Regions from separate parts of the Homo sapiens genome. Here region 2 is linked to region 1. Evidence: chromatin loops called from intact Hi-C (ENCODE). Cell type or tissue: tibial artery. All regions are shown on one strand.

What was found. Hi-C counts contacts between places; a loop is a spot of excess contacts. Peaks named below come from ENCODE experiments on the same cell type or tissue, not always from the same donor. Only the 100,000 strongest peaks of a DNase experiment are listed, where the experiment ranks them.
Region 2: a loop joins it to region 1, with 4 times the contacts of the local background. A loop is called at or near these places in 70 of 110 quality-filtered maps.

The regions. Positions count from the first base shown.
Region 1 is chrX:118,798,304-118,806,303 of GRCh38, reverse strand. It overlaps a transcript of IL13RA1 not described here. Among named protein-coding and RNA genes, the nearest start is that of ZCCHC12, 22 kb to the left of the region's middle. In tibial artery, no CTCF peak of the experiment used is centred here; no DNase peak of the experiment used is centred here; H3K27ac peaks cover 1,798 bases.
Region 2 is chrX:118,648,316-118,656,315 of GRCh38, reverse strand. DOCK11 (dedicator of cytokinesis 11) reads right to left here. Exons shown (of 53, transcript NM_144658.4): 41 at 7,189-7,371; 42 at 4,239-4,352; 43 at 1,499-1,714; 44 at 1,355-1,412. Among named protein-coding and RNA genes, the nearest start is that of IL13RA1, 75 kb to the left of the region's middle. In tibial artery, no CTCF peak of the experiment used is centred here; no DNase peak of the experiment used is centred here; H3K27ac peaks cover 2,550 bases.

The sequences.
Region 1 (8,000 bases):
CAATACTGCTGCTATGAATATGGGTGTGCAAATATCCCAAGACCCTGCTTTTAATGCTTTTGCATAAATACCCAGAAGTGGGATTGCTGAGTCATATGGTAGATCTATTTCTTTTTCTTTTTTCTTTTTTTTTTCTTTTTTTCTTTTTTTTTTTTGAGACGGAGTTTCACTCTTGTTGCCCAGGCTGGAGTGCAATGGCACGATCTCAGCTCACCGCAACCTCTGCCTCCCAGGTTCAAGCAATTCTCCTGCCTCAGCCTCCCGAGTAGCTGGGATTACAGGTGCCCACCACTACGCCCGGCTAATTTTTGTATTTTTAGTAGAGACGGGGTTTCTCCATGTTGGTCAGGCTGGTCTGGAACTCCCAACCTCAGTTGATCTGCCCACCTCGGCCTCCCAACGTGCTGGGACTACAGGCGTAAGCCACCGCACCCAGCCTAGGTAGATCTATTTCTAACTTTTTGAAGAACTACCATTCTGTTTTCCATGGCTGTTGCACCATTTCACAATCCCACAAATAGCACACAAGGATTCTCATTTCCCCACATCCACACCAACACTTTCTATTTTATGGGTTTTTTTTTATAGTGGCCATTCTAATGAGCGTGAGGTGATATTCATTCACTTTTATTGCTAAGTAGTATTCCATGATGTGACTGTACCAAAAATTGTTCAACCATTCACCCACCCATTGAAGGATATCTGAGTTTTTCTAGTTTTTGTAAATTATGAATAAAACCATTATAAACATTTATGTAAAGTTTGTTGTGTGAACATATGTTTTTATTTTTCTGGGATAGAGGCCCAACAGTACAATTGCTGGACCATGTGATAGTTGCATGTTTCGTTTTTAAACAAACTGCCACTCTTTCTCAGAGTAGCTGTACCATTTTATGTACCCACAAGAAATATATGAGTGATATGATTTCTTTGCATCCTTACTATTATTGAGGTGTTGTCATTATTTTTATTTTAGCCATTCTGAGAGGTCTGTAGTAATGTTACCAAAACAGCAGGAGTTCCATCTAGGTCCTGTTTTCTCACTGCACAGAAAGGCAAACACTGAGACAATGAGTATTGCCAAGGAAGAAGGCTTTAATCAGGTGCAGCAGCCAAGGAGACAAGAGATCAGTCTCAATTCCATCTCCCTGACCAACTAAAATTAGGTGTTTGTATAGCAGGGAAGAAGTGAAACCATGTGTGGGAAAACAGGAATTAGGGAGGGATAAGGAAGAGGAGTTGGTCAACAGGAAGCAGTTGGTTTGTCAGCCAATCAAGAAGGGTGAGGGATCTGGCTTCTCACTGTCCGGATGTGGTGATTTGGTGATTTTCAGATCCCGGATACTTTCTGGGAGGCCTGATGGTTTGTTTCCTGAGAAAGGAATTCAGATAAGACAAATGTAACTTTCTCAAGTTTTAAGACTGGAAGGATCAATTTCTATGTTTATTCAAAGAGATCAGAAACATCAGCTCTGTGGGACAATTGGGTTGGTTTCATAGTCACATGGTCTGTATATTTCCCAGTGGTATTCAAGCCAGCAACTTATAGAAAACTGCATGATCAAGTGTAAACTCAGCAGATTTACAAAGCACACACTTGACCACAGATAATTTTTCTCAACCTAACATTCAGACCCATAAGCCTATTTTTCCACCTTGCTTTAAAATTTTCAGTGCATTGTAAAATATCAGAAAAGGATTGCCCCATATTGGTCTTAATTAATCCATGCTGAAGTACTCTCTTTTAGTATCACATTTCCAATTTGTTTATATTGGTCCTTATCATGTGGGAAAAAATTACACAACACAGATATGCTCTGTACTACCATTTGCAAAAACATTCCGTAGACATATTAGAAGTTGGCATTTGTGTGTGTGTGTGTGTGTGTGTGTGTGTGTGTGTGTGTGTATGCATGGCTGTGTTTTTTTTCTGTTTTAAGGAAGACTATGTCTTGGTTGTGTGAGAACTTCTAAGCTTCAAGGCCAAACTTCAGTTTTCACTTCCTTCACAGATGTCTGACTACGCTTATAAAGAATTTCCAGAATTTGTTGGGCACTGTGGCTGACGCCTGTAATCCCAGCACTTTGGGAGGCTGATGCAAGTGGATCACTTGAGGTCAGGAGTTCGAGACCAGCCTGGCTAACGCGGTGAAACCCCGTCTCTACTAAAAATACAAAAATTAGCCAGGCGTGGTGGCGGGCGCCTGTAATCCCAGCTACTTGAGAGGTTGAGGCAGGAGAATCACTTGAACCCAGGAGGCAGAGGTTGCAGCGAGCCGAGATCGCACCATTGCACTCCAGCCTGGGCAACAAGAGCAAAACTCTGTCAAAAAAAAAAAAAGAAAGAAAGAAAGAAAGAAAAAAGAAAAAAAAGAGAGAGAGGAAGGAAGGAAGGAAGGAAGGAAGGAAGGAAGGAAGGAAGGAAGGAAGGAAGGAAGGAAGGAAGGAAAAGAGAAAACAAGAAGAATTTCCAGAATCCAATGGGATGCTAAACAAATTTTTAGTCAAAGCAATCTGGAAGGGAAAAAGAGCTACTTTGTGGCAGCAGGGCTGTATTCATTCCTAAATGCCAATGTAGTACGATTTTAAAGGCCAAACAATCATTTGTTCCCAAATTCTCACCCCTGTATATTACAAAGCATCATTATTTAAAAAATCACCGTGAGCCTTATTGGATCCTGATTCAAGCAAATTGTAGGAAAAAAAGACTTATGAGACAATTGGGGAAATGTAAACACTGACTAGATAATTGAGAATATTAAGCAATTATTGTTTAGTTTTAAAGTGTGATAATGGTATTGCAGTTTTTTAAAACAAAAAGGGTCCTTAGTTTGTAGAGATATATACTAAAGTATTTACAGATGAAATGATGTGATGTCTGGGACTTGCTTAAAAATAATTCGTCATGTAGGAAGTAGGAAATGGGTGGCAGTATAAATGAAATAAGATTGACCATTTTGATAATTGTTGAAGCTAGTTGATGGGTATATGACCATTCACTGTAACAGTCTCCTTACTTCTATATATGTTTGAACTTTCCCATAATATTTTTTTAATCCACCATAAAAGTGGTAGCATGGTTTGGGGAGGCTCCTTGTAATATGAATTTTATCCAGAAATGGTAACCCACAAACTTCTTAGCCCTCCTTGGCTACATTAGCAAAGATGAATTGATCAAACATCTTATGAGGCAGAGGCCACAAGGAACAGGAAATGAGGCAGGACAAGTCTGAAAAGAGGAAGTTAAGAAAGGCTTGGAACATGGACTCTTGCCAGAGTGGACAAGCTATTGCCAACCACTGAACGAAAGGGTTTGAAGTGTAGCAGCTGGAGAGAGGATGCTAAAAGAAAGTAGTAGCCTCCTTAGGGGGAAGGTGTCTTGTATATGCATGTTGGTGGGGGATAGTGGGGTGGAGCTTGAATGTTCAAGGCTGTAAAACAAACTCACCCTTTGATTAGAGCTATCTTTGTCTCCCTTTGGAAACATCATGAAAATAAGACATGTAGAACTGATTCTTAATCCAAATCTCAAGTCAAACAATAACTCAGAATAATTTTCTGTTTTTTCCCCCATTTTCAAATCTACAAGTCTTAGGTCAGCTGCTTGTTTTCTATAGCTGTTTCCATTATTTTCCCAAAACAATCAAAAGTTACTATTTTATTGATTGCGAATGTTAGACCTAAAGGAGCCCTTGTAGATCACTTACTCCTTTTTTTTCACAAGTGAGCAAACTGAAGCTCAGAGAAAGAAAGAAACTTGCCCTGCATCATACAGTACCTAGCTAGCACAGTGCTGGCACATGGTAGACACTCAATAAATATCTGTTGAATCCAGGGTTGATACATAACCTACCAAGTAATTATAGCCAGCATCTGACCTGACTGGTTGGTGCCCATGTCACATAGCTTTAACATCGCCCCCCAACTGAACAGATGAAGGAATGAAAATAAAGTAGTAAAGCCAGATTGTTCTTGACTTGCAGACATTCTTTTTCTGTAATTCTAGTTCTAGTCTTCATGGGGCCCTAAGTGGGCAGGCAGGGCCACCTTTGGCTGCAAAGCTTACAGAGAATCCAGGCCTCCTCTGGACTCGATGTTTGTTAATTGTCCATTAGCCTCCTCAGTGCTCCTAGGTACTGGCCAGCCTTATTTGGGGCTGCATAGCAGGCAGAGTGTACGGCAACCCTCACATGTTAAAGGTTTGATCTGCACTCTCATCCTAACAAAGTAATTAATTGGGGCTCCAAACTACCTATTTCACTGTCAGGGAGTGGATACCCAGCATTATTTTTCCAGTTCTCATCTACCCCAGGGATGAGGGGAGAGTGGAAAAAAGAAAAGAAAAAAGAAAAAAAATACTTTTAAGTGTTTGTAGAAGCATAAATAAGAATTAATGTTGCTAACTGGATTTATACCATAGAATTTTTTTCTAAAAACAGTATAATTGGAAAATGCCATGTCATTACAAATTCACTACAATGAAGGCAAATATTATAGTATGATATTGTAAACCAAGATTGTCATTTTCACATGAGGAGGGACAAGAAATTGGTTCCAGAATAACAGTATGTGCAACCACAACTACCATTTATTAAAGTTCACTGTGCTAAGCATTTTACATTTTATTTCACTGACACCTCACAGCAACGCTAGGTGGTAGGTCCTTTTATCAGCATTTTACAGATGAGGACTGAGCCTCAGGTAGATCAAGTTAAGAAAATCTCCCAAAAAGCAGAACCAAAAGACAAATAAAGGGAACATGGGAGAAAAAAGATACGAAAATTACAGAATCAGTCCAGGATGTCCAATGTACAACTAATAGGAATCCTAGAGATAAAGAAAACACAAGGGAAGCTATTGTGTGAGAAATAATAGAAAGCAATGTCTTAAAAATGAAGCATGAGATTTTAGATTGAAAGGGCTCACAAAGTCCAGCCCAGTAAATGGAAGAAGATCCACAATAAGGCATATCATTAAAATTTAAAACACCAAGAGAAAAGAGGCCAAGAGAAAACCTTGCAGATAAAAGTTACATGTAGAAAATTAGAAATCAGACATTTCTAAAGCAACACTAGAAGCAACAACACATCGGAATAATGCTTTCAACATTCTCAGAGGAAATTGTTTCCAATTAGTAATTCTTCACCTAGTAAAAATTTTAATCATGTGTGAAGATTATATTTAGACAAAAAATGATTTTACAAAAATCATCTTGGCTGGGAGCAATGGCTCATGCCTGTAATCTCAGCACTTTGGGAGGCCATAGTGGGAGGATTGTTTGAGCCCAGGAGTTCAACATCAGCTTGGGCAACACAGGGAGACCCCCATCTCTACAAAAAAATAAAAATTAACAGCTGAGCATGGTGGCAAGTGCCTGTAGTCCCAGCTACTCGGAAGGCTGAGGTAGGAGAACCGCTTGAACCTGGGAGGTGGAGATTGCAGTGAGCCGAGCTCGCATTACTGCACTCCAGCCTGCATGATAAAAGTGAGACCCTGTCTCAAAAAAAATAAATAAAATAAAATGAATGAAACTTAGCTGGGCATGGTGGTATGTGCCCATAGTCCGAGCTAATTGGGAGGCTGAGGTGGGATGATCACTTCAGCCCGGAAGGTCGAGGCTGCAGTGAGCCGTGATCATGCCACTGTCCCGAATTGGTGGGTTCTTGGTCTCCCTGACTTCAAGAATGAAGCCGCGGACCCACGCCGTGACTGTTACAGCTCTTAAGGTGGCGCGTCTGGAGTCTGTCCCTTCTGATGTTCAGATGTGTTCCGAGTTTCTTCCTTCTGGTGGGTTCGTGGTCTCACTGGCTAATGAGTGAAGCTGCAGACCTTGGCGGTGTGTGTTACAGCTCTTAAGGTAGCGCGTCTGGAGTTCTTCGTTCCTCCCGGTGGGCTCGTGGTCTCGCTGGGCTCAGGAGTGAAGCCGCAGGTCTTCGCAGTGAGTGTTACAGCTCATAAAAGCAGCGTGGACCCAAAGAGTGAGCAGTAGCAAGATATTGCAAAGAGTGAAAGAAGTGGAAGGGGACCCGCGCGGGTCGCCACTGCTGGCTCAGGCAGCCTGCTTTTATTCTCTTATCTGGCCCCACCCACATCCTGCTGATTGGTAGAGCCCAGTGGCCTGTTTTGTCAGGGCACTTATTGGTACGTTTACAATCCCTGAGCTAGATACAAAGGTTCTCTACCTCCCCATTAGATTAGTTAGATACAGACTTTGGATACACAGGTTCTCCAAGGCCCCACCAGAGCAGCTAGATACAGAGTGTCAATTGGTGCACTCACAAACCTTGAGCTAAACACAGGGTGCTGATTGGTGTGTTTACAAACCTTCAGCTAGATACAGAGTGCCGATTGGTGTATTTACAATCCCTGAGCTAGACATAAAGGTTCTCCAAGGCCCCACCAGAGCAGCTAGATACAGAGTGTCGATTGGTGCACTCACAAACCTTGAGCTAAACACAAGGTGCTGATTGGTGTGTTTACAATCCCTGAGCTAGACATAAAGGTTCTCCAAGGCCCCACCAGAGCAGCTAGATACAGAGTGTCGATTGGTGCACTCACAAACCTTGAGCTAAACACAAGGTGCTGATTGGTGTGTTTACAATCCCTGAGCTAGACATAAAGGTTCTCCAAGGCCCCACCAGAGCAGCTAGATACAGAGTGTCGATTGGTGCACTCACAAACCTTGAGCTACACACAGGGTGATGATTGGTGTGTTTACAATCCCTGAGCTAGACATAAAGGTTCTCCACATCCTCACCAGAGCAGCTAGATACAGAGTGTCGATTGGTGCACTCACAAACCTTGAGCTAAACACAGGGTGCTGATTGGTGTATTTACAATCCCTGAGCTACATACAAAGACTCTCCACGTCCCCACCAGACTCAGGAGCTCAGCTGGCTTCACCTCGTGGATCCCGCACAGGGGCTGCAGGTGGAGCTGCCTGCCAGTCCTGCACTGTGCGCTCGCATTCCTCAGCCCTTGGGTGGTCAATGGGACTGGGCGCCGTGGAGCAGGGGGTAGTGCTCGTCCGGGAGGCTCGGGCCGCACAGGAGCCCATGGAGTGGGTGGGAGGCTCAGGCATGGAGGGCTGCAGGTCCCGAGCCCTGCCCCGCGGGAAGGCAGCTAAGGCTCGGTGAGAAATCGAGCACAGCGCCGGTGGGCCGGCACTGCTGGGGGACTCAGTACACCCTCCGCAGCCATTGGCCCGGGTGCTAAGTCCCCCATTGCCCGGGGCCAGCAGGGCTGGCTGGCTGCTCCGAGTGCGGGCCCCGCCAAGCCCATGCCCACCCGGAACTCCAGCTGGCCCACAAGCGCCTCACGCAGCCCCGGTTCCCGCTCGTGCCTCTCCCTCCACACCTCCCTGCAAGCTGAGGGAGTGGGCTCCAGCCTTGGCCAGCCCAGAAAGGGGCTCCCACAGTGCAGCGGCGGGCCGAAGGGCTCCTCAAGTGCCGCCAAAGTGGGAGCCCAGGCAGAGGAGGCGCCGAGAGCGAGCGAGGGCTGTGAGGACTGCCAGCACGCTGTCCCCTCTCACCACTGTACTCTAGCCTGGGCAATAGAATGAGACCCTGTCTGAAAAAAATAAAAATCACCTCCCATGCAACCTTTCTAAGGAACTTAGTAAACGGTGTGGTCCAGCAAAACCAGGGCATAATCCAAGAAGGGGGACAACTGGGAATGCAGGAAACAGAAGCTGGAAGTGGAGGGAATTCCCAGGATGGCAGCTAGGTGCTCGGCCTAGAGAACAACCATTTCAGGATGGATCAGGAGGGCAGCAAACTCTAAAGAGGGCTGTCTCCCCCCAAAAATTCATGAAACTCATGGATTACCTAACATGTTTGATCATATTGAGTGAAGTGTTATGGTTCTTCAGAAAAGTTTGGGATTGAACTCATGACAGGTACATACAAAAATAAATCAAAGAAAGGGAGACAATATGGGGAAAAGTTTGGGATTGAACTCATGACAGGTACATAAAAAAATAAAGGGGAGACAATATGGGG
Region 2 (8,000 bases), 150 kb after region 1:
TTTTAAAAAATTTATTTATTCATTTATTTATTTATTTATTTATTTATTATTTTTTGAGACAGGGTCTTGTCCTGTCACCCAGGTTGAAGTGCAGTGTCCTGGGCTCAAGCTATGATCCTACCTCACCCTCCTTCGTAGCTGGAACCACAGGCATGTGACACCATGCCCAGCTAATTTTTGTATTTTTTGTAGAGATGGGGTTTCACCATTCCTGCCAAGGCTGGTCTCAAATTCCTGGGCTCAAGTGATCCACCTACCCATGCCTCCCAAAGTGTTGACATTACAGGTCTGAGTCACCACACTCGGCCAAGAATCTTTTTAGAAAAAGATTCTCCACATGGGTGTTATATGAGGCAATCAAACACTGAGCCTCAGTGTGAAATGATAGATATACAGTTAACTGTAGGAATTCTGTAATTAAAAAATAAAACAAAATATGGTTGTGTTCGTACAGCTGAAGCCAGAGTGATATGACTCCTTTAATAAGTTGGTTTCATTTTGCCGTATTGTTACTCATTCCACTGCCTTAAAGGAAGTAGCTTGGACATTGAGATAGAGATTTCTTGGTTGCCAGCTCCATTGCCAATCAATGTTTAAACCTAACTCAACTGGGTTACTATTTGAGCAGATGCAGTTTGTTCAACAATACTGTTGAGCAGTAGCCAACAATACTGTTTATGGAAAGGGACACTTCCAAGTAGATTTCCTGAATTAGGAATCTTAAATTAGGAATCCAGGGCTGCTGGACCTAAAGCCCTTCAAGAGTATGACTCCCTTTTAGTACCCAGGTATCACTGCACTAAAGTGGCTGGAGAGACATAGTCTATGGGCAGTTTGGTGATGTTAAGACACATGACGGGGAAACAAATAATCTGTGTTATCCCGACTTGAGCCTTGAGAAGAGTTTAATTTGTGGCAGTCTTCCAGGGAGGGACAGTCTTGGAAAATAAACACTGGGCATCAGGCCTGGCCCTGTACTATTTTTTTTTTATATTTTATATTTTATTTTAAAATAGGTACAGGATCACACTCTGTTGCCCAGGCTGGTCTCAAACTCCTGGCCTCAAGCAATCCTCCAGCCTTGGCCTCCCAAAGCACTGGGATTACAGGCAAGAGCCACTGCACCTGGCCACCCTGTACTATTTAACTTTTCTTGTAATCTCTAATGAAAGCAGAAGGGACAACAAACAATCCAGTCTTCTTTTATAACAGCTTATTTTTAACACTGAATAAGGCCAAGGGTGAACATATTTTTCAGTGTTCTATTATATCATATTCATAGCTAAACTACAAAGATAAAAAACTATTATGCTAAATGAAAATCCCCCCATCTCTAAAAACAGAAATATCTTACTTTTTCGATGAAGAAACTCTGCAACTAGAGCTGCTACATGGACATAACACATCGCAGCCTGAAAAAGGATGACAGAGAAAGAACTGTCAGAACATGCTCAAGGTGTTTTGAAGGGCTGTTTAGAACAAAACTTTAAGTAGTCACCTCTGAAAAATCTCCATTTTTTACATGAATCTTGGCCATGCTATCAAGCCAGGTTTTCCTGAGCTCTGGGGTGCTTGCATAGGACTTGGCTAAGCTATACTGGAGATCAATTAGCATTTCAGGGTCTTTCTCATGCTCCTTCATTTGGGCAGTGGCCATAAGAACAGTGCGGATTCTCTTGGTCAAGTCTTTGACTTCTGCGGGAAAGGCAGTTGCCTAATTTCAAAACAAACAAAAAAGACAAGTTGAACAACAATATCGATGTGCTCTAAGGCTTGTCATCCAATGCTGAGGACATATGATTTTCACTTCCTGTTACAGTTCTTGGTATTGCATATAGTACACTGAAATAATTTTAAATAAATTATTTTTTAAATATGTAACTAGCCCAGGCTTCAAAGGCTCTAACCTTGGTGGCAGTACATTCACAGGACATAAAAGCATTAGCTCTGGAGCCAGACTACCTGGCTTTGAATCCCAGATCCTCCATTGTGAATTGCACAGCCATGGGAGTGATCTTTGTTTGCCGTTTTCTTGTAACAGTAACTAAAAACTAATAGCTTACTATGTGCCAAGCACTAGTCTGGGTTCTTTACATGTTTTAATTTTTACGACAACCCTATGAGTTAAGCACTATTATAAAAAAGTGTTTAAATGCTCGACCAAAGTCTCAAAATTGGTAAATGTTAGAGACAGGATTTTCACCCAGGCAGTCTGGCCCTAGAGCTGGTGCTCTTGGCCACTCTTCCATTCTGATAAGCATGCCTACTCCATCCACTAACTACCACATACACTAAGGTGAAAACCATACTGCAGAAATTTCTGTTTACACAAATGGGAGGTCATGAATCACAGAACGTTCCAGAAAGTTTAGAGAGATCATTAAGCTTTCAAAGTTTGTTTTTGGCACCAAGAATACCAGAGTTTCCTCTTTACCCTAGCCACTGCTAAGGAAGTCCTATTGCATCCTCTTAACCCCCACAGGAGTAATCACAATTATCTATATGATTCAGAGATGATGAGGAAGAGACAGGTACAGGGGTTAGGGAGCTTGTCAATATAAACACAATATGTGGGGGAAATGGTTTGAAACACTGCCTTCTTGGCCGGGAGCAGTGGCTCATGACTGTAATCCCAGCACTTTGGGAGGCCGAGGCAAGAGGACCACCTGAGATCAGGAGTTCGAGACCAGCCTGGCCAACATGGTGAAATCCCATTTCTATTAAAAATATAAAAAATTACCCAGGCGTGGTGGCAGGCACCTGTAATCCCAGCTACTCGGGAGGCTGAGGCAGGAAAATCACTTGAACCTGGGAGGTGGAGGTTGCAGTGAGCCAAGATCGGGCCATTGCACTCCAGCCTGGGCAACAAGAGTGAAACTCCGTCTCTAAGTAAATAAATAAATACAATAGAAATAAAAAATACCTACCTGGCTTTGACTCCCTTTAAAAATAATAATTATATACATAAAGTTCCTTTCTATACATTAATAGAGATCCCATTTACCAGGGGAAAGCTGTATCTTTTCGTAATAGGGTTTGTTGGTAATGACTGCCATAACAGAATAAAACTAAGTCATTTCATAAATGAGATATGGAAAAGAAAAAGATTTCCTATCAAGGAGAGAATATACAAGCCCCATTTACCTAGAAAAACTTACCAATCTACCTATATAACATAGTACTAAGGATGGTAACAACTGGTAAAAACAATTCCTTAGAGTATAAGCATAAGTGGTGTAACTTGTTTCTATGCTCACAAGATTAGCTGGAGCATATACTGATCCCCTGCGGAACTAGTAGAACTGGCTGGAAAGCAAACTTTCCCAGCCTGAGAGCGGCTGGCACTACACGCTGTTATTTTTCAGTACAAGCAACATTCCTATGGGAATATTTTTTGGTACTTAGATTCTACACATCCAAACATCAAATATGCTGTGACTATGAGCTTTTAATCTTTTTCAGATTTTACACAATGTTGTCAAACTGTGCTGGAAGATGACCTTTCCCAAGAATGGGGATGATTCATTCTTCTGGGAGGAAAAGTCCTATTGGCAAAGGATTCTTCTTCCCTTGTATACATGTGTCACTGAAGATCAGAACCTGCACTCTACGCAACAAAGCAACAGATGAATTTTTACAGTGCTATAAGTTTTAAGCATATAGGAAAGAAAGTGGAACAGTGGTCAGAGTCTTGGGTTTGGCCTCAGCAAAATGGTGCTTAAGAGTGACAGCCTTGGTGTTAACAGATAATTTTCAAAACTCACAAAACCATCAAATAATGAATCCCTTCTGTGCCATTTCTCATCCATTGGCAATGGATCAGGCAACTGTTAGCTATTCTAAGTGAAATTTTGTGAAATTTCAAATTCAGTGCTTTTTTAACCAATATTAAAAGTGGTGACAATTGTTAAGAAATAAAGGATCTATGTATTTTCTGAGCAAGTTTGGAAATGAAGCCCAGAAAAAAAAAATTCAGATTCGACTTGCCATAACAACTATGAATACATAGTATATTCATTCATCCATCCACTAAACTGATATTGAATATATGCTATGTACCAGGCAGTGTTCTAGGTACTAGAGATATAGTGATGTATAAGACAAAGCCCTTAACTCATAAAACTCACATTCCGTACATTCTATACTAACAAAAGTTGTGAATCCAATGACAGTTTAAGAGTTTAAACTTCCCTGATAGCAAAGGTGGTTCTAATTTATTATCTGAAATGAGAACATACCTTCATAGGTCTGTCACTATTTGCAAAATTATTGATAATGAATAAAGACTCCTGAAATCTTGATCCTCCGCTTAGTGCTACATCAGCTATCAGTTGGCTTACAGCAATTATTATCTGTGGGAAGAAGTAAATATTATTTTCCAAATAACTTTTGAACAAATGCTGTCTATGCTCATCATTTTATAAGTATATAAGCACTCACATGAAATGCTTCTTTTAAAGATTCTACACTGTACCATCATAATGTACCCTTCATACATGAGGGGTTTACATTCTTCTGCTGAAATAGTAACTTGAAAGGCCCTATTTCAAATTTTAAAGGATCTTTCTTGGTTAGACGTAAACAATTTTTCAAAACTCATAGCATAGCCAGATCTAAAACTATTTTCATAATAGTGAACTGATACAATGGTAGTCAGGTCTCCATTTTAAATATGCTTTCTAGGTTGTAGCTGTGGCAAAGGTGAGAATAAATCATGTTTTTCTTTGATGATTTCTCATTCCTTTTCACTAGTCTATTTTAGTTGGCTGGACTTCCAAGTCCAGTGCCTCAGCAACTTTCTTTGTTTTTGACCAGGGTTTACCTAGTTTAACAGAAGTTTATGGAATGGACTTTGATGGTACTTCTTATTTTTTGGGACAGGGTCTCACTCTATTGCCCAGGCTGGAATGCAGTGGTACGGTCTTGGTTCACTGGTTCACTGCAGCCTCAACCTCCCAGGCTCAGGTGATCCTCCCACCTCAGCCTCCCAAGTAGCTGGGACTACAGATGTGTGCCACCACACCTAACTAATTTTTTATATTTTTGTAGGGACAGGATTTTGCCATGTTGCCTAGGCTGGTCTCGAGCTCCTGGGCTCAAGTGATCCACCCACTTATGCCGCCCAAAGTGCTAGGATTACAGGCATGAACCACTGTCTTTGATGGGACTTTTAAATCTCTCAGTCTCCCTTGGGTGAATGCCAAAACAATTCATACTAAGATGTTAATGGCTGGATGCTTTACCACTGGTCCTAGGAAGCAAGATACAGTAATAGCCATGTGTATGGGCTCTAGAGTTGAATGCCTTAGATACAAATCTTGACTTTATCAATAATTCACTGTGTGGCTTTGGAAAAGCTATTTAACCTTTCTGTGCCTCATGTTTCTCATCTGTAAAATGCCTATGATAAAAATCCCTACTTTGTAGAGGATGAAAGAGATCATAACCATTAGAGTACTAGTTAATCCTTTATTGAGCACTTATTATGTGCCAGACAGTGTTCTAAGTCTTCATATTTATTAATTTGTCTATATTTGAATAAAAGACTTAAAGAAAACTGATGCTTTGACCCAGAAGAATCAATACCAATGGGGGAATTTCAGGTATATTGGCACACAAATTAGAACAATGTTCTAGGGGAAGGTGGGTTTCCAAATGCCATCTCATATAAAAGCAAATAGTAAAGGACCTAATGTGTAATGATGGCTGACTCTAACATGCAAAAGTAATTATATAGCAGACTTTTACAGGAAGCATACACAGTATTCCTATTAGATTTTCACATTATTGATGACATTTTTCAACAAGCTGCTTATGGTTGTTTCCCCACTAATAATCTTATCTCCAGTAAACAACTCTAATGGGACAGACCATGACAGTAAAGATATAAATAGGACCAAGGATTTCCCATATTACAATGAAGGCTACTGAGTCAAGCAGTCCCAATTGTGGTTTAGTTCAGAGCTATTTCATCCAATAAACCCAAAAGTATGGAGATGTTGAATAATAACTATCATGTAGGAAGTATCTATCTTGTGCTACACATTGTGTCAGGCACTATAGGCACTATACACGCCTTATTTTAATCCTCAGGGTAACTCTGCAAAGTGAAATACTCAGTCTCATTTCACAAATAAGGGAACAGGTTCAGTCAGATTGAGTGACTTGCTTAGGGTCACAGGGCATGTAAGGATTTAAGCTATGATTTAAGTGCAGGTAGGCCTGATTCCAAAGTCAATGCTTTCCACTAAACCTTGACACATCTCTCATTTTTAAAATAAGTGGGCATACTGGAGCATGAAAAACATAAACTGTGTTATCTGTTCTGTAAAATCTAACAAGCTTGTTATTTAATCATCTCATTTAATCCTCATAAAAATCCTATGAGCTAGGTAACAATATTTACCCCACCAGATTTGCAGAAACTGAGGCACTGAGAGGCTAAGGAAGTAACTTGCTCCAGGTCACATAGTATGTGGCAGTCCTCAAATTTAAACTAGAGACTGGGCACGGTGGCTCATGCTTGTAATCGCAGCACTTTGGGAGGTTAAGGTGGGTGGATCACCTGAGGTCAGGAGTTTGAGACCAGCCTGGCCAACATGGTGAAACCCCGTCTCTACTAAAAATACAAAAATTAGCTGGGCATAGTGGTGCATGCCTGTAATCCTACTTGGGAGGCTGAGGCAGGAGAATCACTTGAGCCCGGGAGGTGGAGGTTGCAGTGAGCCGAGATCATGCCACAGCACTCCAGCCTGGGTGACAGGGCGAGACTCCGTCTCAAAAAATAAAATAAAATAAAATAAAATTTGAAATAAAGCCTATGCTCTTCTCTGCTCAGGAGCAGCTCTATTCCATAGAAATATGACACATGCCACATACGTAATTATCAATTACCTAGTAGCCACACTAAAAAGAGACTTATTTTAATATACTTAACCTAATACAGGCAACATATCATTTCAACATATAATCAATATAAAACAATTGAGATCTTCTATTTTTTTCATACTTAGTCTTCAAAAGCCATAGTATATTTTACACTTTCAGAACATCTAAATTTAGACTAGCCACACATCAAGTGCTAGATGGCCACATTGTATTGGACTGGATTGGGTGGCTCTGGATCTTGATCTAGAGGTTAAAGATTGAAGAGAAGAAAGATGAAGAGGCGCTTTTATTTTCACTGACCTGTAGATGTGTCCTCAAAAAGGTTTTCCTTTTGGTATACTCAAAGTTGTTTCTCATCAAAAGATACAAAAGTGCAGATGCTTCATTCCTGGTTGAGCTAATCTTCGATGTGCAGCACTTTAAAACCTCATAGCAAAATGCAGCACACATGTTTACTCTTCCTTTGAAAAATGCTGAAGGAAACTAAAGAACAGGGAAAACAGAAATAAGTATTTAAAATCCAATCATAAAATCAATAGAATATCAAGTGCCCTCTATATCCTCACCTAAAACTATGCTGGGGGCTTTGAGGATACAAAATCAACATAAGGCAGGCTCTGCTCTCCAGAGAGCCTGAACTAGTTAACATAAACACCAGCATGTGATAATAATAGAACTTAAGTCAGTATATAAGTTATTACAAAGATGTAGAAGTACTGAATATAAATGCTATAGATCTGAGAAGAGCTCGAGAGTCTGCAACATATTATAGTATTATATTATATCTATTATATATTATATATGTATTATATATTATATATTAATATATTATATATATTATATATTTATATATATGTATATAATATATATAATTTATGTTATATATAAATATATAAATATATATATATTACATATTAATATATTAACATATCAATATAATATATTATTATATAATAATATATTGTCTCAGCACGTTGATGTTCACAATAAAGGAACTGTTGAAATATAAAGCAAAAGAGTAAGTAATGAAAATTGACCTTCCCATTTTTAAGCCCCCATTTGAGACCCATCATTCATCATTTCAGGCATTCTTTCAAAACATATTGAGAACC